Linked DNA regions of Homo sapiens: region 1 is linked to region 2. A link is a loop called in an ENCODE intact Hi-C map of the cell type or tissue named here. Cell type or tissue: CD4-positive, alpha-beta T cell. All regions are shown on one strand. Each heading gives the region's core, and the rest is flanking DNA. Links, peaks and the distances in the headings are about the cores only. Region 1 has its middle 45 kb from the start of GPRIN3. Region 2 overlaps GPRIN3 (GPRIN family member 3).

Region 1 (12,939 bases), core at 2,137-10,136, 99 kb after region 2:
CGCCCGCCTCGGCCTCCCAAAGTGCTGGGATTACAGGCGTGAGCCACCGCGCCCGGCCTACTGCCTATTTCTTAATAGGTTGCAGTAGTTAATGTTTTTGATAGATTTGTCTTACAGGCTTCTTACTAGAGTTGTAAGTGGATTTCACACCATAATTACAGTATGGGAGTATTCTGGGGTTGTCTATGTTGTTTTCCAGTGGGTTTTATACCTTCAAATGTTTTCTTTTTACATATTAGGGATTTTTTTCCTTTCTGATTGAAGAACTTCCTTTAGCATTTCTTATAAGATGGGGCTGGTTCTATGAGTTCTGTCAACTTTTGTTTATGTAGAAAAGACTTTATACCTCCTTTATATTTTAAAGATAGCTTGTCTGGATAAGATATTCTTGCATGGCCGTTTTGTTTTTGTTTCAACATTTTGAAAGTGTTGTTCTACTCCCTCCTGGCCTATGTGATTTCTGTTGAGCACTCTGTTGCCAGATGAATTGAAGTTCTTTTGTATGTTATTAGCTTCTTTTCTCTTGCTGCCTTTAGGATCCTCCCTCTCTTTGTCCTTGACCTTTGAGAATTTGATGATTAAACTCTCAAAGTTTAAACATTGTCTGCCTTGGGATAGTCTTGTTGGGGTCAAATCTGTTTGGTGTTCTCTGACTTTCTTGTACCTAGATATTTGTATCTTTCTCGAGTTTTGGAAAGTTGTCAGTTATTATTTCTTTAAATAAGCTTTCTATCTCTTGCTGTTGCTTGGCTCCCTCTTGAATGCCAATATTTTTTAGATTTTTTTTTAGGTAATTTTCTGTATTGTGTAGGCAATCTTCTTTTATTTTTATTCTTTTTTTCTTCTTTGTATTTTCAAATAGCTTGTCTTCGAATTCACTGATTCTTTCCTCTTCTAGATCTAGTCTGCTGTTGAGAGCCTCTAATGAATTTTTCTGTTTAGCAAATATATTTCTCAGTTCCAGGATTTCAGTTTGATTTTTAAAATTATTTTAATCTTTCTGTTAAATTTTTATGATAATTTCCAAATTTCTCTTCTGTGTTATCTTGGAAATCACTGAGTCTTCTTAAAACTGCTGTTTTGAATTCTTGTGTCAGGGAGCTCATATATCACTATCTTGTTAGTGTTAGTCACTGGTTTATTGCTTTGTTTATTTGGGGAGGTCATGATTTCCTCTTTGCTATCGTTTCTTGTAGATGTACATCTATGTCTTTGCACTGAAGGATTATTTATTTATTCCAGTCTTCCTGTCTGGCTTGGTTTGGTTTTTATTGGATATGTTTGCTTAAGAATTATTTAGAATTTACCTGCTGAATTTCTTTTTTTTCTCTCCTAGGTCATGGCCTCCATTTCAGTACTAATGGTGCCTTAAGTCCAGGTTTGCTTTGGCTCTAGTAAATGATAGGAGTCCTATTCTGCATCCTGAATGCGGAGGTCCAAAAGAGGATATCCCAGTAGTGTGAAAAGGCTGTCTAGGAGTTCGTGCCCAGGAGAACTGTGAAACATACTTCCTACAGCATGATACTGCTGAACAGTCACTCTAATTTGGCATCTCCTTTAGTTGAGTCACAGAGCAGTTTCCAAGGCTGGAAATGGTAGTCCTACCTCTCACCTTTGTCTCTGGCTGTCCTCAGGGATATGTCTTCCTTCAGGAACTCATGATGCCTCCAATGGTTTGAGGCACGGGCAGGTCTCCTGTCAAAGAATCCAGGATTGTGTGGAAGGTAGTTTTCCACCTTGACCTCACTTTTTCCAGTTTAGAAACCATGAGTTAAGGGAAATTTTCTATGCACTTGGTGCTGGGAAGATTTAGGGGAGGGACTTCATGCATATAAAACAATCTGATTCTCTTTTTTTTATTATTATACTTTAAGTTTTAGGGTACATGTGCACAATGTGCAGGTTGGTTACATATGTATACATCTGCCATGTTTGTGTGCTGCACCCATTAACTCATCATTTACATTAGGTATATCTCCTAATGCTATCCCTCCCCCCTCCCCACAACCCACAACAGGCCCCAGTGTGTGATGTTCCCCTTCCTGTGTCCAAGTGTTCTCATTGTTCAATTCCCACCTATGAGTGAGAACACGTGGTGTTTGGTTTTCTCTCCTTGAAATAGTTTGCTCACAATGATGGTTTCCAGCTTCATCCATGTCCCTACAAAGGACATGAACTCATCATTTTTTATGGCTGCATAGTATTCCATGGTGTATATGTGCCACATTTTCTTAATCCAGTCTATCATTGGTGGACATTTGGGTTGGTTCCAAGTCTTTGCTATTGTGAATAGTGCTGCAATAAACATACGTGTGCATGTGTCTTTATAGCAGCATGATTTATAATCCTTTGGGTATATACCCAGTAATGGGATGGCTGGATCAAATGGTATTTCTAGTTCTAGATCCTTGAGGAATCGCCACACTGTCTTCCACAATGGTTGAACTAGTTTATAATCCCACGAACAGTGTAAAAGTGTTCCTATTTCTCCACATCCTCTCCAGCACCTGTTGTTTCCTGACTTTTTAATGATCGCCACTCTAACTGGTGTGAGATGATATCTCATTGTGGTTTTGATTTGCATTTCTCTGATGGCCAGTGATGATGAGCATTTTTTCATGTGTCTGTTGGCTGCATAAATGTCTTCTTTGGAGAAGTGTCTGTTTATAGCCTTTGCCCACTTTTTGATGGGGTTGTTTGATTTTTTCTTGTAAATTTGTTTAAGTTCTTTGTAGATTCTGGATATTAGCCTTTTGTCAGATGGGTAGATTGAAAAAATTTTCTGCCATTCTGTAGGTTGCCTGTTCACTCTGATGATAGCTTCTTTTGCTGTGCAGAAGCTCTTTAGTTTAATTAGATCCCATTTGTCAATTTTGGCTTTTGTTGCCATTGCTTTTGGTGTTTTAGACATGAAATCCTTGCCCATGCCTATGTCCTGAATGTTATTGCCTAGGTTTTCTTCTAGGGTTTTTGTGGTTTTAGGTCTAACATGTAAGTCTTTAATCCATCTTGAATTAATTTTTGTATAAGGTGTAATGGAGGGATCGAGTTTCAGCTTTCTATATATGGCTAGCCAGTTTCCCAGCACCATTTATTAAATAGGGAACCCTTTCTCCATTTCTTGTTTTTGTCAGGTTTGTCAAAGATCAGATGGTTGTAAATGTGTGGTATGATTTCTGATGGCTCTGTTCTGCTCCATTGGTCTATATCTCTGTTTTGGTACCAGTACCATGCTGTTTTGGTTACTGTAGCCTTATAGTATAGTTTGAAGTCAGGTAGCATGATGCCTCCAGCTTTGTTCTTTTGGCTTAGGATTGTCTTGGCAGTGCAGGCTCTTTTTTGGTTCCATATGAACTTTAAAGTAGTTTTTTCCAATAACTGTGAAGAAAGTCATTGGTAGCTTGATGGGGATGGCATTGAATCTATAAATTACCTTGGGCTGTATGGCCATTTTCACGATATTGATTCTTCCTATCCATGAGCATGGAATGTTCTTCCAAAAAATCTGATTCTCTTACCATCTGCTCAGAATTTTTTAACTTCTCTGTGGCCCCAGGAACTGACTCATTCTCATATTCGAGTTCTGGGATATTGCTGGTGATAATCATGGTGCTATATATTTGTTTTTGGTTTTCTTTAGTGGGACTAAAGCCAGCTTACATTTAAAACACTATTTTGGAACTGGAAGACCCCCGATATTGTTCTTTTGAATAGTGCAAAGCCTGACTTCTATTGTGTGTTGGGCCCGTGCAGCTTATGTTGCATTTAGGGTATTGTTTTTCTTTTAAAATATGGGTCTAGACTCTACTCTCTATAAGAATAAATGCTTATCTTTGGAAGAGATGTGTAAGTCCAATTCAACAGGTACTCCTGGAAGATCAGCAAAAATCTTGATTCCTCACTTGATACCAGAATGTACCAAAGCCCTCTGGACTACCTAGAACTTCCTTTTCCCAGCCCAGAGGTTTGTCTGAACTAAATAATCATGATGCTGGGAAATGTGTTATTGAGTACAACTCTCTTTCATGTGTTATCTGCTGATATGAGCAAATTTTAAAACAACACTAACTTTGGGGTAGAGGGTGAGTTTCCTCACAATGGTTTAGAATACATGTTATCTGCCATTCTTTCCAATGCTGGTGACCTGAGGACAGGAAAACAAGGCGGCAAGATACTCAAAAGACTGAATGTTAAAGGCCATCTTTTTGATGCTTATCTCTTGGACTACTAAAAATAAAAATCAGATCACATGCACTGTTAAAAATGTTTTCCTTTGCACCTCATATTTACCTCTCTCCTGATATCCGTGAAGATCCTATTATAGCTCAGAACTTCAAGATACACCCATCAGTGAATGAACTGTGGCCCCGGCAAGCTGAAACAGGTGGGGAGAAACATCTGCTAAGGATGGGCAGCTAGCTGTCAGGAAGATGGTTCAGGAACAAGTACTAGACAAACCTCCTCTTTCCCAACTTAAGCTAGAAGAAAGTAACAATGGAAGAGAAAGGATACTGACACTCAGATCACAAGCCAATTGAGGTAAACCCTCAAAATAAAAGCTTTTAAATCAAATACACTTTTGTCTTTTCTAGAATTTGTGACTTTTTAGAATTTGATATATGTTATCATTTATCGTACTTTCAGTCAAGACTAGCAGTAAATATTCAGTCACGTTAAGAATGTTGAGCTAGGAAAAGGATCAATATTGATGCACTGTAGCAAAAGAGACAAGCCAGGTAGTACTTACTGTCACTCTAAGTGAAGTATGGCTGCCAGAATAGTCAATAAAATAAAAGAATACCACAATAACTATTGACAGCATGTCTTAACTCAGTAACATGCAGCCTATTCAAATAATAATTATTATTGGTACAGCAAGTAAATTAGTAATATCATGTATGGCCAGCTGATTCTGAATTTTGTTAGAGTCTCTTAAACTTGAGGATTTAAGTGATTTGATAACACACTGATTTAATCTTGAATATATCCAGCTGCTCCAAAGGCAGCACACATGGTACAGAAGAGACAAAAAGACGAAGATGTGACTTCGAGTCTGAGGAGCTACAGAGTGTAGTCAGTTACAAAAACAAGTCCTAGAGCCTGACTGCCTGGGTTCAAATTCCAAGGGCACCTGATCTTTCCAAATTTAGTGTTTTTGTCTATAAAATGGGGATAAAATTAGTACCTATTGCAAGAGGTTTTCGTAAGGAATAGCTGACATAATTTATGTAACGCCTTTAAAGGGTATAGTGTAAGTGTTTAATAATGTTTACAGATTATCAACATTGCCATAAAAAGCATGTATTTGCCCACATAATTATATCCAAGGAAATTAAAATAAAAAGTGGATTCTATAACGAGCCACACGATCAAACCAAACTAAATCTCACTGCTTCATTAATATTCTCCCACATACTTCTTTTACTAACACTATGTCTATAAAGGCAAAGCCAAATGAAATGCTAAGCATGCATTTGTTTATTATCAATAATCATAGCATGAAATTTATTTTTTGGACATTTCATAATTTTTTATTACAAAGTCATTCAAAATCATACATTATAAAAAACATTCACGTAGTACAGAAGCACATGCAGTAAAATGTTGAAGTCCTTTTATTATTTTCCCCTTCACCCCCCTAATCACCCTTCTGATAGTACTGTTTCTTAAAATAACTTTTAAGTATATATGTGTGTGTGCATATGTGTGTGTGAATTATATTGTAATGTGTATGTCATCATGATTATATTTTATAATTATGTTACGTATAACATAATTTAATCTTTTTAAAGTTAATAGAATTATCCTAAATAAATTGTTATTTGATATGCTTTTTTAGTTAACTTTCTTTTTTCTTGGTGACCTTTCCATGGCAGTACAAGTGAACATAGCTCATTATTTTTGGATATAATACATCGTTTTAAAATATAAAGTGATATGCAGTCATGTGTCACTTAACACAGGGATATGTTCTGAGAACATACACTAACAATTCATTGTTAGGACATTTTGTCATTGTGTGAACATCACAGAGTGTATTTACACAAGCCTAGATTGTGTAGCCTAGGCTAAATGCTATATAAACCTGTATGGCATGCTGCTGTGTTGAATACTGCAGGCAATTGTAACACAATGGTAAATATTTATGTACTTAAACATATTTAAAGACAGAAAAGGTACCATAAATATGTAGTATAAAAAATTAAAAATAACACATCTGTGTATGGCACTTACCATGAATGGAGCCTGCAGGATTGGAAGTTGTTCTGGGTGAGTCAGTGAGTGAGTGGTGAGTGGATGTGAAGGACTTGGACATTCCTGTACACTGTGTAGACTATATAAACACTGTACACCTAGGCTACACTAAATTTATAAAACTTATTTTTTTCTTTAATAGTAAATTAACCTTACCTTACTATAACTTTTTACTTTATAAACTTTTAAATTATTTTTTAACTTTTTGACTCCCTTACAATAACACTTAGCTTAAAACATGAACGTATTGGCCAGGTGCGGTGGCTCAAGCCTGTAATCCCAGCACTTTGGGAGGCCGAGGCGGGCAGATCACGAGGTCAGGAGATCGAGACCATTCTGGCTAACACGGTGAAACCCCGTCTCTACTAAAAGTACAAAAAAATTAGCCGGGCATGGTTGCTGGTGCCTGTAGTCCCAGCTGCTGGGGAGGCTGAGGCAAAAGAATGGCGTGAACCCGGGAAGCGGAGGTTGCAGTGAGCCGAGATCGCGCCACTGCACTCCAGCCTGGGCGACAGAGCGAGACTCCATCTCGAAAAAAAAAAAAAAAAAAAAAAGAACTAATTGTACAACTGACCAAAATACTTTTTTCTTCACAATCTTATTCTATAAGCTTTTTAAATTTTTTAACCTTAATTTTTTTTTCTCTAAAAACTAAAACATAAACACACACTAATGTGTGCAGGTCTACGCCTACACAGGGTCAGGATCATCAATGTCACTGTCATCTACCACCACATGTTGTCCCACCAGAAGGTCTTCAGGGATGGTAACACCCATGGAGCTGTCATCTCCTGTGATAACAGTGCCTTCCTCTGGGTACCTCCTGAAAGGTCAGCCTAAGGCTCCGCTACAGTTAACTGTAAGTAAGTAGGAGTAAAATACACGCTAAAATAGCAATAAAAAGAGTAGTATAGTAAATACATAAACCAGTGACACAGTCAGATATTATTATCAAGCACTATATAGTGTACATAACTATACTGCTATAGTTTTATATGATTGACAGTGTAGTAGGTTTATTTACACCAGCATTATCACAAACACATGACTAATGCCTTGTGCTACAATGTTTCGATGGCTACAATGTCACTAGGTGTTAGGAATTTTTCAGCTCCATTATAATCTAATGAGAGCACCATTGCAGATGTGGTTCCTCATTGACCAAAAGGTCATTGTAACTATATAGAGAGAATATATACAACTGTGTATAACTGCACTATATTCCACAATGTGGGTACTCTACACTTTAGCCATTTTCCATTTATGAGTAGTCTGCATACTTCCAATTTTTCATTATTTCAAACAACGCTATACATACGGTTTTGAGTTTATGTAGGAAAACTGTTTTAGAACTACATAAGATTTGCACGTTTATGGTTTTGAAAGATCCTGCCAAATTACCCTACAGTTTTGGAGTCTCAACCATGATATACAAAAGCGTTTCCCTGCACTCTGGCCAGCAGTGCATGGAGGGACAGTTCAAAATCTTCCACTCTAATATTGTTTTATTATTTGTTATTTATTTTTATTATTTTTTATTTTGAAGTATTTCCTTCTTTTTTGTCTCTTGGTATTTTTAAAAAGTAAATTGCTTCTTCATATGTTTTGCTTTCTCATTGTGTCATCTTTTTCTCTGAGTTGAAGCTCCTTAGGTATTTTAAATATTAATCCTTTTAAAAATATATGTTGCAAGTATTTTCCCATGATTTATTTGCATTTTGTAATTGTGTTTATGTTGCTTGATTTTATGATTTTGGGGAATTATATCTTATTTAAGATGGCCTCCGCAACCAGTATTCTAAATTAGCTCCTATATTTTCTTCTAGTATTTGAAGCAAAGGAGAGAGGTCCTTGGTGAGAAGTTCAGTTTAAATTGTGGCTCTGCCATTTATCAGCTGTGTGTCTCTAGGAAAGGCACTTAGACTCTTCAGATTATAAATAATTTGTAAAATATCTTGCATTAACCCTTATTTGGAATTAACTACAAATTTTACTGATGTATTCGCTCACTGTTTATTTTAAAATCATATTGTACTTAGTATTTGTTAATTGTGAAATATTTGGCTATTATGAAACATTCTAAACATACAGAAAAATGTTGAGAAAAATAAAAGACAGACTTGAGTAATTATGTAACAGGTTTATCATATCTTGAGATTTTTGCCATATCAATTTCTTACACATGTGAAAAAAAAATTAGACACAGTTGAAGCCTCTGTGTACCTCTCCTTGGCCCTACTGCCTTACCCGCTCCCTGTCGCCATGCAGTGCTGTGCTTTATTTCCCACGCCGTTTTAAGTATTTTGAACACACACACACACACACACACACACACACAACATTGTTTTGTGTTTTTTTGTTTTTGTTTTGTTGTTGTTGTTTTTTTCGAGACTTAGTCTCATACTGTCGCCCAGGCTGGAGTGCAGTGACACAATCTCAGCTCACTGCAACCTCCACCTCCCAGTTTCAAGCGATTCTCCTGCCTCAGCCTCCCAAGTAGCTGGGATTACAGGCGCCCCGCCACCACGCCCAGCTAATTTTTGTATTTTTAGTAGAGACATGGTTTCACTATGTTGGCCAGGCTGGTCTCAAACTCTTGACCTCGTGATCCATCTGCCTTGGCCTCCCAAAGTGCTGGAATTACAGGTGTGAGCCACTGCACCCGGCCAGTTTTGTGTATTTTTGTGCTTTAAGAAGTGGTATTATACTATTACACAATTTTGCAGCTTGTTTTTTTTGAGATTTATTTTTGTTGCTTTAAGTAGCTCCAGCTTGTTTTTACACCTATTATATAGTATTTGAGGCATTAAACTACAATTTATGAATTTGGTTGAAATTTACCATCATTTATTTATGCTCCTCTTGATTGAGGTTTTAGTTTTAAACTTTGCTTCATTTTATTTATTACTTTGCTGTTTAAATAACCCTGTTATGTCTTCTTGAGAGTATGTTTTAGGTTTCTGAGGCTAAATATCTAGTCATAGAATTGCTGGGTATATGCACACTTTCCATTGAAATCATTAATAATAGATATTAAATGGATACAGCCAGATTGCTCTTCAAAGAGGTGGAACCAATTTTCACTCACTCGTAGAGCATATGTACTTTCTATTTTTTAATATCCTCACTACAAATATTTTCTGAACTCACTACTTTAAAGTTTTGATTTTTACATTTAAGTTTTTAATTCATGTGGGAATGCTTTTATCTTTGTAAAAAGTGAGGTAGATTCCCATATGGCTAATCGATAACCCCAGCACCATTTATTGACTAGTTCATTCCTTCCCCAATGATTTGTACCACTTTAGTTATCCATCAAGCTTTCCTAAATGCCTTCTGGGCTCTCTTCCAGGTTCCACAGCACTGTTTGTTTTTCCTTGTCCTAGACCACAATTGTCTTAATTACTCCACCTTGTTATGATTACTATCTGAAAAGGGAAGCCCCTATTTTGTTTTTCTTCAACATTTTCTATTTTCCTTGTCCTTTATTCTCCTATATACATTTTAGAATTGACTTGATGGTCTAAAATTGACCACAGCAGTTGGAGCCATTAAAACTATAGACCTAGGGTATTTTTGGAAGAATAGGACATTTTAATATATATGTTCTTATTTTTCTTCTTTCTTTCTTTTTTCTTTTTTCTTTCTTTCTTTTCTTTCTTTCTTTTTTCTTTCTTTCTTCTTTCTTTCTTTCCTTCTTTCTCTCTCTCTCCCTCCCTCCTTCCCTCTCTCCCTCCCTCCCTCTCTCTTTCTTTCTTTCTCTCCCTCTTTCTCTCTCTTCTTTCTTTCCTTTCTTTCTTCCATCTCCCTCTCCCTCTCTCCCTCTCTCTCCCTATCCCATCTTCCTCTCCCTCTCCGTCTCCCCTGTCTCTCTCCCTTTCCTTCCAATCCCTTCATAGAAGCACCCGGTTGATGGACATTTGAATTCTTAGACCTATGCTTCATGCATCATCTTCTAACTGTTCTTTCATATTTATGATGATTTAGTTTTTTTTCTATTTATTTGGGGCAATATCTAAGGTTGATTTTTCAACTGTGTTTCATTTTCTATTCTTCCCACTTATTGATCATTTTAATAATTTCTTTCTCTTAGCAGCCTTATTCTTAATGGATGAATTAACCTTTTGAATCTTTCAGAAGTTACTGGTTTTGCTGATTTTCAAATGCTCCTTGGTTGCTTTAGGGCATTAGTTCTTTTATGAATTTTATTAGCTTTCTTTCATGTCATTGCATTTGCTCAAAGGATTGCTGAATATTCATTAGTCTTTTCTACCTAGAGTTGATATTTTGGACTGCTGTTGGCAGCAGAATATTTCAGTGTTCAAAGGAAAGTTTATGTTTTCCTGGAAGTGAACACAGATTCAACAAGAGACTTCACTCCTTGTCTATATGTGTGCATGTGTGTGTGCATGTGCGTGTAGATGTGTGTGCATGTAGCAAAAACATGGCCAGGTTAGCTTTCTTTTAGGGAATACTTGTTATGTATTTTCTAAGTGCAGGACCTTTATGTCCTCATGGCTGCACTAAGTCCCCTGAGGCACAATCCTGCTTCTCTATTTTCAGTGTCCTTATGGGTGCACTAAGTCCCCTGGGGCACAATCCTGCTTCTCTATTTTCAATGTCCTCATGTCTGCACTAAGTCTCCTGGAGCCCAATCCTGCTTCTCTCTTCCCAATGTCCTCATGGCTGCACGAAGTCCCCTGGGGCGCAATCCTGATTCTCTGTTCTCGAGCTCCCATTTTATTGGCTCTAAATGTGGTCTTAGCTGAAGGCCAGTTGCTGAGAGTCAGCTTCTGGAAAAGAGATTGGCCCAGCCAACAAGAAAACTACTCTTTTAGGCCCCCGTGGCCTTTCCATTTAACATTACTTAATGATTCAGCACTGTTGCCTTTCTCCATCAGTTCACTCTCATCAGAAACATCTTTCTGTTCTCCTGTGCTGAGGACACATTTCACGGCTTGACAGGATTGCTGAGTATTTGTTATATCATTGTAATATGATTTTTTGAAAGAAAAGAGATAAAGCCAGACATCTTGAGCTAGAAGTGTTTAGTCAACAGTTGAGAATTGAGTGATACATAATTTCCATTGTGTTCTGTGCTGTCATCAGAATTCAGTGAGATAATACGTTCTCTGCACTGAAAAACCATGTCATAAGTTTGTATTTTCCACAGGACTAAGAACAATAAGTATTTTTACTGTTGAATAGCTAAAACCACCTTTTTTCAAAACCAGATTAACTCCTCCGAATTATCTAGATAAATGTTCCAAAATCTTCCACTTATTGTTTCAAAATTTATAGTGCTTTTTGCCTTCTCAAAATATCATCTTTCTGTTTTCAAAACTAAGCTGAGAAATAGTCTCAGCTTTTGAATTGTAATGCAATGTTTTTGTTTTTTCTTTTTTTCTAATTTCTAGTACCCAGGAGTTAGACCAATGAGCGCTAAGAGTTCTTGGAATAGGGTGTATGTAGAGGTACCTTAAATATAAGGCTCCAAATGGAGGCTTAGGGCTCATTCCTTCCATTTGCAGCCTATATTCAACACTTTTCTATTTCATTTATAATGTTACGCTCCTGTGGGACAATGGACATACCTCTATTCTAGAATTTCTCCAGTCTGTTGTATTTAGATTGTGAGTACCTCAAGGGTGTTTACATTTTCATTGTTAATACTATAAGGAGAAAAATACCTGTAAAATATCTGTCACTCAATAATAATTCTCTAAATGAATCAATCATATTTTTAAAAACATATTTTTCTGCTATACTAAGTATAAATGGCTCAAGCAAAGTGGAAGCTTTAAAATAACCATTTTGAATTTCTAAACAAAAATTTAAATAACTCCAATAGCTTAGTACTCACATAAGAAGAATCTACTTGACAACTAAAGGTTTTGTTTCTGAGCTGGTGGTTAGCTAATTAACTTGACCTAATCACATTATTGAATTGTGTATTTAGAACAAAGATCTGCCTCAGCAAATATTTTAACATGTTATTTTAGATTCTGATATGTGCACTCAGCTTTGAGAAAATACGTAGGTTCTTTGATTGCATTTTGAATAAAAAAACAGGCAATTAAAATTTATGGTTGTGAGGAGATCGAGAACTGGGAGAGTCTCCCTTTATTATATTTTCTTCCTAAGCATAAATCATTATAATTGCTTTTGAAATAAACACAAATATGACTCAACAGTCTTATCAGCTATGGCTTCAACCCCCAAGATTTACTGTGCGGCCCTATGAGAATCATAAGTAGCTAAGAAACTCACTTAGGAATTGATGACAGCAAAGTAACCTTTTGTGTACCACTGACATGGGCCTACCATGATCATTACTAGAAAGCTGTACTAACTGCTGCAGACCTGCATTGCTGTGGAACAATGAAAATACGTCATGTAGGTTCAGCATCATTTCTATGTGATAAATCATTTTGACGGAATTACCAAGGTTTGATTTTGTTTGAAATGTACTAATCAGATAATGGATGCCGTGGGTTAGCTGATGGGTAAGAGCGGCGTCATTAATTGTTTCCTGGTGGCTGTTCAGGGCAGCACTGAGGGGCTGTCTCTGTTAGGGATGTGATTCTATATTGACAGCACTTAAAAATAACCCAAATCCATAAATAGCCAGGGGAACTTTTGTTTGAAAAGAAAAAGAACCCTCCAGGATACGATTCATGAATC
Region 2 (12,939 bases), core at 1,015-9,014:
CTGACGCTGTGCTGGCAGCGGCACCTTCTCTGGACCTGGGGGACATGCCGAAGGTTCGCTAGTGAGGGGGGTTGGTTGAGGTGTCACAGAAGTTGTGCCTTGGGGGCCCGAGGCAGTGACAGAGGGCTGCTTGTTCTCTGAACATCCAGATTCTCTAGTTAGAGGTTTACAGGACCTCATTTCAGAGTCACAGATGGCTCCCTGCCTTTCCCCTTCAGGTCCACCTACAGGAGAGGATGAGTGACTGACCACCCTGGCTGCTGTCACTGGAGTCTGCACTGTTCCCTGGATTGTTTCTGGAGAAGGAAACTCACAGGACACCTGATCTTTGCTGCTACTGAGGACGCCTCCCACAGGACAACTTGGTTTCTCAGGTTGCTCTCTATTTGAGGTTCTCTGTGATCTCATCAGGGAATCTTCAGGCATGGATGAGGTGATGGCATTGGGCTGATCACCTGGGATGGACTGGCAGGTGTGCTGATTGGCGGGCATTGTCAATGGTGTGTGTATAAGATCCCTTCCTGCTGCAGAACTCGGGGCTGATGCTGCGGGCTGGCTGCTCCCTGGCAGCTGGGGATTGCCGGGAGAGTTGAATGTGGCAGGTGCTTTCTGCACTTCATTGAACACACCAGGAGAAGACATATCTGGTTGGGTGGTCTCATGCTCACAAACCTGCATCAGGGCTTCGGCAGCTGCCCTGGGGCTGAGGTCTGGTTCTGCAGGGGCACCTGAAAAGCCATTGGCATTCTTACACAGGAGAGCTGGTCGATGCCGAGGTGAGGCAGCCTGTGGCTCTCCTAGATCGTCTTCTTTTCCGGAAGCTGCAATCAGGGAAGTTTTAGCTGATCTCAGAGGGTCAGGTACAGTCCCCATGGAATTTCTCTTCAGGAGCACTCCAGAGCTCTCTTGAGTACTGGTCCCACTGGTGGGGGAGGGGAGCGCAGTCAGAGCTCAGAGTGATGACACAGTCAGGGATGATTCCTCTGAAGAACCAGCCTGTGAATCAAGGAAACAGCATCATTAATACAGTACGTCGCTTAAGGATTGAAAAATAAACCAAACTGTCGTTTTTATAAGAGCACATTAAAAACTTTTCTTCCCATACCTGTTGATATAAAAATAGACCTTGTGGGGAGGGAGAAGAAAAATAAATAAATAAAAATAGACTTGAGAAAAAGATTTTGAAAAAAATTATAATTACGAAAATATTATTTTGATATATTAGTTTCTGCTTGCATCCCACTAATGTCTAGCAAATAGGTTTTTCATGTATCTACCTAAGTTTGCTAACTACCTCAAAAGTTATTGGTGTAATCTGACTTAGCAGATGTCAGAAAATCCTGTAAAGCCACTCTAATTAAATCAATAAGTAAGTATTGAAGTAGGCATAAACAGATATGTGAAATAAGAAATCTAGGGATAGATCCAAATATAAATGGGGACTTAATCTATGACAAAAGAAGTATTACAATTTGGTGGTGAAAGGCTGAGTTATTTCATAGAAGGAGTTGGCAAACTGTTCATGCATCTGGAAGAAAAGAAAAGTAGATGTTTATATTATACCAATTCCAAAAATAAATCCTAGATGGATGCAGTGGATTAAAGGTTAAAATATAAAATAAATAAATAAAATCATATAAGAAAACCTACGAATCATAAATGTAATCTAGAGACAGGTGAGCTAGGCTTTTTCTGAGATGGTAGAAACACTGTAAGAGAAAACAAACATAGGTGACTAAATAAAATTCAAAACCTGAATTTTATGGCATGACAAAAGATGCTATAAAAAATACAAGATTTTGGGGGAAATAAAAAGTGTATAACCCTAGAGGGCAGGCAAAAATACCTATAATATAGCAGGAGCTCTTTAACATTTATGAGGAGATCAAATAATCCATTGAAAAAATGGATAACAAATATAAAAACATAGTTTACAAGATACGAAATTTAAGTAACCATCAAGCTTATGAAAAGATGATCAAATTCATTTGTAGTCAAATAATGCAAATAAAGTAACAATGCAATTTGACTTCACACCAGTTGCATCTGCAAAATCTTAAAAAAAATAGACTTTTAATAGTAAGGTCTAGGGAGACCTAGCAAAAGGAAGTGTTTTTATTAATTGTAGGTGCAAATAAATATGTATTGTTACAGCTTTCTTATGGAGGCAGTTTAATTTTTAAAACTATAAATACACATTTCCTTGACTCAATGATACCAACTCTATCAACAGAAATAGAAACACCAACATATATGAATATGGGGATGTTTCCTGAAGTACTATTTGTAGAAGAAAAACAGACTGGTCTTTATAAATAGGCAGAATGATAGGAAAAGTCATGATGTAATTCTACTACAGAGTATTATGCAACCAGTAAAGTAAATAATTCAGCTATAACTTTTCACATGGAAGAGATTTCCTCAAGGTATGATTGAATGAGAAAAACAAGGTCCAGAAAACAGCATATACATTTTCATTTTTGTAAAACAATGACCTAAAACACTGCATATGTATGCATACAAACAGGCACACACACAGATATGTCTGTGTATGATTACATAAATTCTAAAAACATTTGGAATGAGACATATTAGGTGTTAAATAGAGGGAGAGTGATAAGTTGGGGACAGAGAGGGGAGATGAAAGTACCCAAAGGTGGAAAATGCTGAATTTTAAAAATCAGAAATGATTTAGGGCATATCATTATGTAAAATTATATGTGTGTGTTTATATATAAGCTTTTTTTTTTTTTGAGACAGGGTCTTGCTCTGTCACCTAGGCTGGAGTTCAGGGATGCAGTCATGGCTCACTGCAGCCTCGACCTCCCAGGCTCAAGCTATCTTCCCACCTCGGCCTCCCAAGTAGCTGGGACTACAGGTGAATGCCACCATGCTCAGCTAATTTTTAATTTTTTTGTAGAGACAGAGTCTCTCCATGTTGCCCAGGGTAGTCTTGAACTCCTGGACTCAAGTGATCCTCCTGCCTCAACCTCTGAAAGTGCTAGGATTATAGGTAGAAGCCCATGAACCTGGCCTATAAGCATTTTTTTAGAAAGAATAACTAGACACTAGGTCATGTGGACAAAGCAATGGATCAGAAATTAGTGGATGACTGTGTTTTAATATTTATCATTAATAAGCCATGTTACTTCAGGCTAATCACTCAATCTTTCTGAACCCCAAATTAACTCACTGGCAAAATGAATTAAATGATTTCTGAGGATCTTTCCAGCTCCAAAATTCAAGGATTCCACTTCTTTGCACATGATGAATAATACATCAAACTGTATGATCTTCACTCAGGCTACAAAGTGTCAAAATAAGGCAAAATCAAATCCGGTTGGACCTAGATTTTGAAAATACATAATTTTATCCTTTAGCTCAATGTAATCCAGGTGATCTACTATCACATAAGATCTAACAATAAATAGAATGCATTTTCTCCTCTAAACAAGCTCTTCCTTCTAACTTCATTCTTTATATGAATAGGTTGAATATTTTCCCATCCCTGGTCTTAACTGCTTTCTGCTCAAACCATTTCTGTAGGTTTCTATTCTATTTCTTCCTTACCCCAGTATTCTGTTGCAAAATCACTTGCTCTGCCCCAGCCAGTCTTTCACTCTGTTTTGCATTTGTGTTTATTATACTTTTCCTCCCACTGTCTGCCCTCCTCATCCTCAAAAAGCCTACCTATTCTTCAAGGCCCCACTTAAATCCCATTTTTTTTCTGAAGTCCTCTAAAGCCTTCAAGTTATGAAGTCTCTCTTTTCTCAAAAAAGAAAAAAAAAAAAAAAACAACTCCTACAGGTTGGTTGGTCGTCTGTGTCCTTTGTATTGTTCTTTTCATGCACTGTTTTCGCACCATTGTTACTTATATAAATGCCTCATTTTTCCAAAAACACTGCAAGCCCCGGAAGGAAAAGAAAGAAGCCTATTGATTCATTTCTGTTGACTCCAGAGGACACAGTGCAGGGTCTTGTGCATAAAAAGTTGTTAATTGATCCTGTTACCCTCCAAAATGGCCATTATTACAGCTCTGCCAAATGTCAAACGTACAGGAAAATTTGATCCATGGCATGAAATGTTAAGAAAAACATAATGTAAAAGAGTGCTTTTGGAAGTGAGAAAATGGTGTTATCTTACTTATTAAACTTTATGTGTCTGTAACCCAGGTTTAGATAACTAAAACCAAGAACGCTGAACACCTGCTACGAAAAGTTGGAAGGTCTCATAAAGCCAGGAACACAGAATATCTCCTGTGTTGTAAGGCTGGTGCCAAGGAAGTTAATTCGCCAAAGAGGACTATAAAACATGAACAGCTCAAAGTTCAGCAACTGAAAGTTAAAAGACTTAGATGAAGATGACTTCACAAAACTCTCAGAAGTCCACTGTGTTTACTTCCATTTCCAACACATAGCTAACTTTTAGTTTAACTTTGAAAGTGCGTTTTATTTCATTTGCTTTGCTAATAGAGGTTTAATTGTCCATCAATTGAAGTTCAAGAAGAAAAGCCCAAATTGCTTGGCTAAGACCTAGCACTTGAAATCTCTGTATTTATGCATAGATAACAAATCAATACTACTCTCCAATCTGTCTGCTAATGGAATTGTCACAGCATCTCCCTGAGCCCAGAAGAGACTCGCCGAAGTTCTGAACCAACACTCCTTCCCTCCCTCACTGACTGGCAGAAATCTATGGGCTCCAGTGGGTCAGGCAAATCGAACATTTAAAAAGTATAACTACTTGTTGGTTTAGAATGGGGAGTATGTGTCTTTATCATCAACCAGAGTCCATTATGGTAAGATTTAATAACTTGCACTAAAAATGAGGTGCAAACAGGTGGCCCCCAGACTTAATGAGTCCCTTCTACAGAAGGGTGTGTTGCATCTGGGTGTGTGTGTGTGTGTGTGTGTGGAGTGTGTGTCCTGCATGGTTTTCTCTTCCTCCTTCCTTTCCTCTTCCCCTTCCCTTTCTTTTTCCTTCTTTCTCTTTTTTTAAACCTTTTTTTTAAGTTCAGAGGTAAATGTGTAGGTTTGTTACATGGGTAAACTCATGTAACAGGGGTTTGCTGAACAGATTATTTCATCACCCAGTTATTAAGCCTAGTACCCATTAGTTAGTTTTTTTCTGATCCTCTCCCTCCTCCCACTCTCCACCCTCTGATAGGCCCTAGTGTCTGTTGTTCTCCTGTATGTGTCCATGGGTTCTCATCATTTAGCTCCCACTTAAAAGTGAAGTATTTGATTTTCTGTTGCTGCATTAGTTTGCTAAGGATAATGGCCTCCAGCTCTATCCATGTTTCTGCAAAAGACATGATCTCATTCTTTTTTTATGGCTGCATAGTATTCCATGGTGTATGCGTATCACATTTTCTTTATCCAGTTTATCATTGCTGGGCATTTAGGTTGATTCCATGTCTTTGCTATCGTGAATAGTGCTGCAATGAACATACACATGCATGTGTCTTTACGACAGAACGATTTATAATCCTTTGGAATATACACCATAATGGAATTGCTGGGTTGAATGGTAGTTCTGTTTTTAGGTCTTTGAGGAATCTCCACAATGTTTTCCACAATGATGGAACTCTTTCCCTTTTTCCTTCCCTTTCTTTTCCTTCTTTTTCTTTTGAATTGAAGAGATCTTTCATAAAAATCCAGAATTCTCCCTTGCCTCTATTTATTGTTAAGGTTTGCATTTCCACATGGCAACCACTAGGTGGCGCTGAGAAGAACTGTCCCCCTTGACGGGCGTGGACTCTCCAAGTGACCAGGAGTCCTGCTACACTTGTTAACATTACTTACCTGGGGTTGTGTGTGCAGCTGGGTTTGAAGACCTTGCTCTAAGAGTACTGACAGTAGACTTCCCACTCTAATTTGCAGGCCTCTGAGGGCAGTCTGACATTGTGTTTAAGAACATGGACTCTGGGGCAGACTCCTTGGATTAGAATATCAGTTCCACCACCTAGCTTTAGCTCTGTGTGCTTGGGCAAGTAACTCAACCTCTCAGGGCCCCAGTTTAATCTATAAACTGAGGATAATAATAGTACAGCCTCATTGGGTTGTCATGAGGAATAGATTTGGCCTTTAGAACAAACAGCAACTTGGCACATATTAAGCACCATAAAAGTGTTAGCCTCTTTTAGAAACCTTGGTATTTAAGCTTTTATCTGTGTTAAAGTAAAAGTTATTCTGACACTTGTTAAAATGGTAAGAAGACTTTATTCAGGACTTTTGTGATGGGTATCAAGAATATTGCAATAGAGTAGAGAGATGGGGCTCAAATTCAAATACAACAAGAACAAGTAGAGATATTTAGCCAAGGAGAGGGTTGTGGTGGGGGGCAGGTGTGTCAGTGGATGTAAAATTACTAAGAGGAGACATCAAGCGAAGGGGGATTTTTGCTAAACCACTTAACAAATTCTTGCTGAAAGCATGGTTGACCAAAGCGATCAGATGTCAGGGATGGTGAATTCTCTCTAAGCTGGCTTAGCAAGGTTCTTGCTAAAACTGGACTCTGCAAAAGATGAACACAGATGCCTAAGGTCAAGACCTGGTTGAGAAGAGGGCTCAGCAAATAAAGGTTTTCTTAAAAGACTCTCTGTAACATTATAAATTCTTCCTGAATTGAGCAGAAATCACACAGAAGCTAATGGTACCTCTGAGTTTATCTTTAAGTTTAATGGGAACCGTATCCTTGACAGCAGACTCTTTTGGCACCTATCCTTAAAATCGTGAGCAGAGACTTAAAGCCTTGTTCTGGTAATACAGCAAGACTTCAGGGTAAACATTATCCACCTTTTACAGGGAGGGAAACTGAGGCCCAGAGGCTAAGTAACCCACTCAAGATGGAATACCTGTAATTCCTGTTGAACTGAATTCTAATGGATGCGAATGCCTGGACCCTTCCTATGCTGCTTCCTTATTAACTGTAACCATGAGAAGAAAATGGAAAGAAAGAAAAAATTTTAAAATTTTTATAGATATCTATATATCTATATATATCTCCCTAGAGGAGAGGGAACCTTCTATTTGCAAGTGATTTGCAATCCAGGGGCAGCCTAGATGGCATTAACATCCACTACAGTGACATTCATAACTGGTCACCTTAGGGAAAGTCCAACCAGCTTGTTGAAAGCTGACACTGTCACTGACCATTCTGAAAATAGTGAGTTCCACTACTATGCCATGCTGCCTATTTTCATAACAGACACCTGCACTTAATAAGAGAGGCAGCAGGGAATCTCAGCCCTTTGTGACTTCCCCCAAAGCCACGCTGATGGGAAGAGCATTAAGCAGAACGGATGGGGAGAGGTGTGGTGGCCCTGGACCGACAGGAGGCTGATGTAGTGCAGGTCATAGTGATAATCCTGTGGGCAGCAATTACCTTAGCCCACTTCAGAACCACTGCACTGCTAGAACAAGGGCTCCAGGATGTCATCATGCCTCTTTAGTGATATTAAATAAGAGTTACAGGGACCTCAGTGAGCACCTTTCTTTCCAGCCATCTGACAGCTGTTTTTAGTAATCAGATAGCTCCTGCAAAGACCCTCAGAGAACAGCAAGGCAAAAAGTAAGAGATTACTAATCCTCAAGAAAAGAGTAAAGAAAAAACATCATCTGGCATCCTATTCAATCTGATCTAATTGCTCCCTTTAATTGGGAACTTTTGCCTGGATCATTTGCATTCTGAACCCAGCAGATTCTGCCAGTGCAGAGTTTGAAGGAGAAGTGATTCAATCCTAGGAAACAGCCACAGGCTGGGAAGAGCAGTCCCTTCTTCTTTCTTTAAAAACATCATACCGGGGCACTAACAGCTGCCTAAAATGCACTTTTTGAAGACATTAGCTGAAAAATTGTTTTGTCCCTTCAGACTGTGGCTAAAGCAAGTCAAAATGGCTGAAGAGAAAGGAAGACTGCTTTGCTTAGTGCTACTAACAGTGTCATGTGGACTTTCAATTATAATGGTTACTTTAATAAAAGGCTCATGAGAAACAAGCTGCATCCCTTCTCCCCATCCAGTTTGTCTTTTCAACATTGTTCTAGAAAAACGAGCGCATGGCCTGTTATCTTACTGAATTCCACTGTAAGCAAGACTGGATAAAAACCAAGAGGTTAAAAAAAAAGGGGTTTAAGAAGCACGATGACCCTAAATATTCCCCCTTTTGTCAAATACAATTTGAACAGATGGCTTCTAAATTCACAACAGATTAGAATCATGGGACAGCAAGCACTTATTTCTTGCTTTCTCTATTGCAGACACTGTTCTGTATGTGAACTCATCTACTCCTTAGAACAGCTCTATAAGGATGGTCTTACTATGTGCCCTGCTTTGCAGATCTGGAATCTGAGGCAAGGTCACACCACTAGTGAGTTGTGCAGACCGAATTTAAATCCAGACCATCTGGCTCCTGAGTCCACATTGTTAACCAGTTTTACACAGGGAAGAGAGACCTCTTTTAATTTTTATTTTTTGTGGAGGCAAACTCAATGACTTGGACAAGCAGCATCATCAGACAGTAAGAACAGTAACAGAAAACTCAAAAAGCATAGTGGTATAGGAACATTCCTTTAAACCCTATTACTAACCGAAGCTAATAAAGGTCAATTGGGCAATACAGAAATCCGATACAGAAATCTTCATAATGATTAATCCAGTTTGGACATTTTAAGAGCCATAGACTCTTCTGAGAAGTTGATGAAAACCATGAACCCTCTAGAATCACATGCATGTACGTGTACACACACATATTTGCAGATCATTTTAGAAGGTTTACGCTCAGTGTTTTAGGGGAGGGAAAATTCTTTTTCCTCTTACCTTCCTAGGTTCTCTGGCTGGAGCCCTGAGAACCTAGGAAGGTAGTAGGAAAAAGAATTTCCAGACAAACGCCAGAGTATCAAAAGAAAAGCATATAACTGTATTTAACATAAGCTTTATGTGACATAGAAGCCTTCAAAAGGAAATGAAGACTTGTAGAATGGTTAAGCCTGAGCATTTTTTTTTTTTGAGACAGAGTCTTGCTCTGTCACCAGGGTGGAGCACAGTGGTGCCAACCTGCAACCTCCACCTCCTGGGTTCAAGCAATTCTCGTGCCTCAGTCTCCCGAGTAGCTAGGATTAAAGGCATGCACCACAACACCCAGCTAGTTTTTGTCTTTTTAGTAGAGATGGGGTTTCATCATGTTAGCCAGGATGGTCTCCATCTCCTGACCTCGTGATCCACTCCCTCGACCTCCCAAAGTGCTGGGATTACAGGCATGAGCCACTGTGCCTGGCCAAACCTGAGCATTTTTATAGTAGGGTTGATGAAGAGTGGAAAATCATGGAAAAATGTGATAAGACAAATGGGCAGGAGCTAAGAGTAGTAAACTGCTGGAAACTTAGCAAGGCCTGTTCCTTTGACTCCACTTGGATTCCCTCTGGGTATGGGGAGGGCACCCCTCACATGAGGGTCGTATGACCTGCTTTGGAGAGAAAGGGGCGTGAGAGTCCTTCCTGTACTTGCCATTTCTCAAATTCCTTCAGCTTAAAATAGTCACTATGCCAAGGCGCCCTACGTCGGGGTAGTTTCTGAGCCCTGTCACTAGCAGCCTTTCCACGGCTGCACATTAGTATCCTTTTCTCTATGGCATTGGAAAATGTCACAAAATAAAATGGACCTGCTTCAAAGACTTGTTATGAGCTCAAATGAAATAGGTTAAACACTTAGCATGCTGCTTAGAATATAATAAACAATCGTGAGTTATTATTCTTAAAAATTCGTATTTTGGCATAATTTACCTATGGAGGCAGGAATTATGAAATGTATTTTACAGAGAGTCCATCTTACATGGTCCAACATTTAAATAAGTTTACTATATGTTCCCCTAAATCCCAATCTAAAGACTACCACTTGAAGAAGTAACATTTAGCTAACTTGAAAATTAACACACAATAAGCTTTATTCTTTTTCATTCAGGTGGGAGGAATAGACTTTTTTGGTCCGTTTTCAACAAAAATATTTTTTAAAAAACTTGAACTCTTCTCCAGAAGAGGTGATTAAAACATTTAGGTTTGTTATTCTTTCCTTCTCTAATCAAGCTGGATCTTACCATCTACTTGGTTTGCCTGACAAATATTCAAATCTGAATATTTTCTTCTTTTGCAACTCAGCTTTGAAGGACTTCAATTGCAAGCTTATTTTAATTGCAAAGAGAATGCAACAGGATCTCAGGGCTAATCTCAGGGTTAAACAACACGCTAATAAAAGTAAACTAGGCAGCCTCCATTTGCATGTTTTTGCATTTGCATTTTAAAATCCTGTGTTAGATATGATCAAAGCTGCTCTGCATCCCAATTTTCTACAGGATATATTTAGCACCAGTAAAGTGCCACTCAGCCTTACAAACAAGTATTCTTGTCCTTGCTGCATTCTTGACCTTACTGATCTTGCTGCCTTTTTCTCTGGCTGCCACACTGCCCCCCTCTACCACCCCCAACTGTTCCAGGTTCACATTAAAACAAGTCTTCCACTCCACTTGCTTGCCTTTTGGCAAAGGCATCTTCCAAATGCAGAGGCGGACACCTAAGTGGGAGATCCCTGCTATGCCATAATAGGCTGAGAGCTTATTGGTAATTTCTGCTTTTAGCTCACATCAGACACCACCAAGTCAGACACCACCAAGTTCAAGCAGTACTCTTGCCTCAGCCTCCTGAGCAGCTGGGATTACAGATGTGTGCCACCACACCTGGCTAATTTTTTTGTATTTTTAACAGAGAAGGGGTTTCGCCATGTTGGCCAGGCTGGTCTCGAACTCCTGACCTCAGGTGATCCACCGGCTTCAGTCTCCCAAAGTGCTGGGATTACAGGCGTGAGCCACCACGCCTGGCCCTACTTGGGTCTTTAATCACATTGGAGGATGGAAAAATGTCTGGTGGCAATATTTATACAGTGAGGAATCCACAGGGAAAGGGAGCTGTTCACTGAGATGGTGCCTTGGGGGCTCTTCTGCTCTTAGAGAACACAGAGAAACCCAGGAATAGGCAAATTCCTCAGGGTCTTATGGTCTATACCTGCTCTGTGCTCCCCATTTGCTGTTTGCAAGGAGAACCAGGCTGCCTGAGAGAATGTGGGGTGCTCTGCTCTTGAGAATGAATAGCTTCTTTGCTGGGGCCACAATCTTCAGGTTTGATCTGACAGTTGTGATTAAAAAAGCGAGGAAGAGAAGGAAAGAACCCGTCACTCTCTTGCTTTACAGTCTGTAAAACATTAAGTTAGGCATCGCGAGTACATAAAGGTTTTGCTTTTTGCCCTTAAGGAAATATCAATCCTTTTGAGGAGACAAGACAAATTCAATAAGAAGCTATAAGTGAGCAAGAGTGTATATAATTAAGTGGCTTAATGCAGTGGTAATAAACTGCTTTGTAGATGTTCAAATCAGGGAAAAGGCCAATATTTCTAATTCAATTGACATTTCCTGTATAGCTATTCTATAGGCTAGAAAAAGTTGCCCCTATGTAAGTAAGTCTAAAGAAAAGTGAACATTTGAAATAAGAGAAAGGTGAATCAAGTAAAGATGAAAAAGAATGGTCTTTCATTAAAGATAAAATAATCCCTTAAATCACACAAAGACAATTACAAAATACTGCTGACATCCATTCATTTATTTAATAAGCTAACTGCCTTTTTGTGCCAGATATTCAGTATACAAATATAAATAAGACACACTTATGTCTCTGAGGAGCTCACACTTCCTGCATTAAACAGAATTAAAGTGTTGTAAAAGAAACAAAACACAACCCCCGCCCCCCAATGTCCTATAGAAGTACAGAGGATTTGTCATTTTATTCAGCACAGATCTTAAATTAGAGTGGAGAATCCTAAGCTTTGTAAGACGTATTTAATATGATCAAGAGGAGCTAGATGTTAATCTAGGGTAGAGTTTCTCACCCTGGAACTATCGACATTTTGGACCAGATAGCTTGTAGTGGGGAAGGGAAGAAAGGAGGATTGTCCTATGCACAGTAGGATGTTTAGCAGCGCAATGCTGGCCTCCGCTCCCCAGATCCCAGTAGTGCCCCTACTTCCAGCTGTGACAATAAAAAATGTCTCCAGACATTTCTGGGAGGACGTAATTGTCCCTGATTGAAAGAACCACTGATCCAGGAGGTGAGCATATTTACCTTTGATAGACAGAAATCTCCTTAGAATGAATGCCTGTGAGTTGATGTAAGATAACTTATTCCAGCTGGATATGACTTAATGATATAGTTTTCGGCTCTCAAGTCAAAGAGAGCACTTCTCATACTCTACCTGTGAGAATGCAAGTTAGTATAATTCCTATAAGGAACAATTTGGCAATGTTTATCAAAAATGCCAGTTTGTATACACTGACTCTGCAATTCCACCTCAGGTACTAATGTTGTAAGTAAACTAAATAAATGTGCTAATTGATATATGCACAAGGTTTTTCACTACATGAAATAACAACAGATTAGAAGCAATTTAAATGTCCATTAATAAGAAGTTAGTTATAAAAATTATGCTATTTTGATGAAATGAATACTAAGCAGCCATACTCAGTAACGAGGAAGCTCTTTAAGAATTGATATGGGGCTGGGTGAGGTGGCTCCAGCTGTAATTCTAGGACTTCGGGAGGCTGTAGGGGGGTGGATAGCCTGAGCTTAGGAGTTCAAGACCAGCCTGGGCAACATGGTGAAACCCCGTCTCTACTAAAAATACACACACACACACAAATTAGCCTGGCATGGTGGCACGCGCCTGTGGTCCCAGCTACTTGGTTAGGAGGCTGAGGTGGTGGAACTGCTTGAGCCTGGGAGGCAGAGGTTGCAGTGAGTTGAGATGCTGCCACTGCACTCCAGCCTAGATGACGGAGTGAGACCCAGTCTCAAAAAAAAAAAAAAAAAAAGAATTGATATGGAATAATCTCCAAAATACATT

Evidence for each region. Hi-C counts contacts between places; a loop is a spot of excess contacts. Peaks named below come from ENCODE experiments on the same cell type or tissue, not always from the same donor. Only the 100,000 strongest peaks of a DNase experiment are listed, where the experiment ranks them.
Region 1: it touches region 2 in a loop (2.5-fold over the local background); 2 of 110 quality-filtered maps call a loop at or near these places.

The regions. Positions count from the first base shown.
Region 1 is chr4:89,346,663-89,359,601 of GRCh38, forward strand. No RefSeq gene overlaps it. Among named protein-coding and RNA genes, the nearest start is that of GPRIN3, 45 kb to the left of the region's middle. In CD4-positive, alpha-beta T cell, for the core only: no CTCF peak of the experiment used is centred there; a DNase peak (open chromatin) is centred at 7,039.
Region 2 is chr4:89,249,238-89,262,176 of GRCh38, forward strand. It overlaps GPRIN3 (GPRIN family member 3), which reads right to left. Exons shown (of 2, transcript NM_198281.3): 2 at 1-996. The coding sequence starts at 873. Among named protein-coding and RNA genes, the nearest start is that of GPRIN3, 52 kb to the right of the region's middle. In CD4-positive, alpha-beta T cell, for the core only: CTCF peaks have their summits at 5,700 (motif pointing right) and 5,899; a DNase peak (open chromatin) is centred at 5,744; H3K27ac peaks cover 3,311 bases.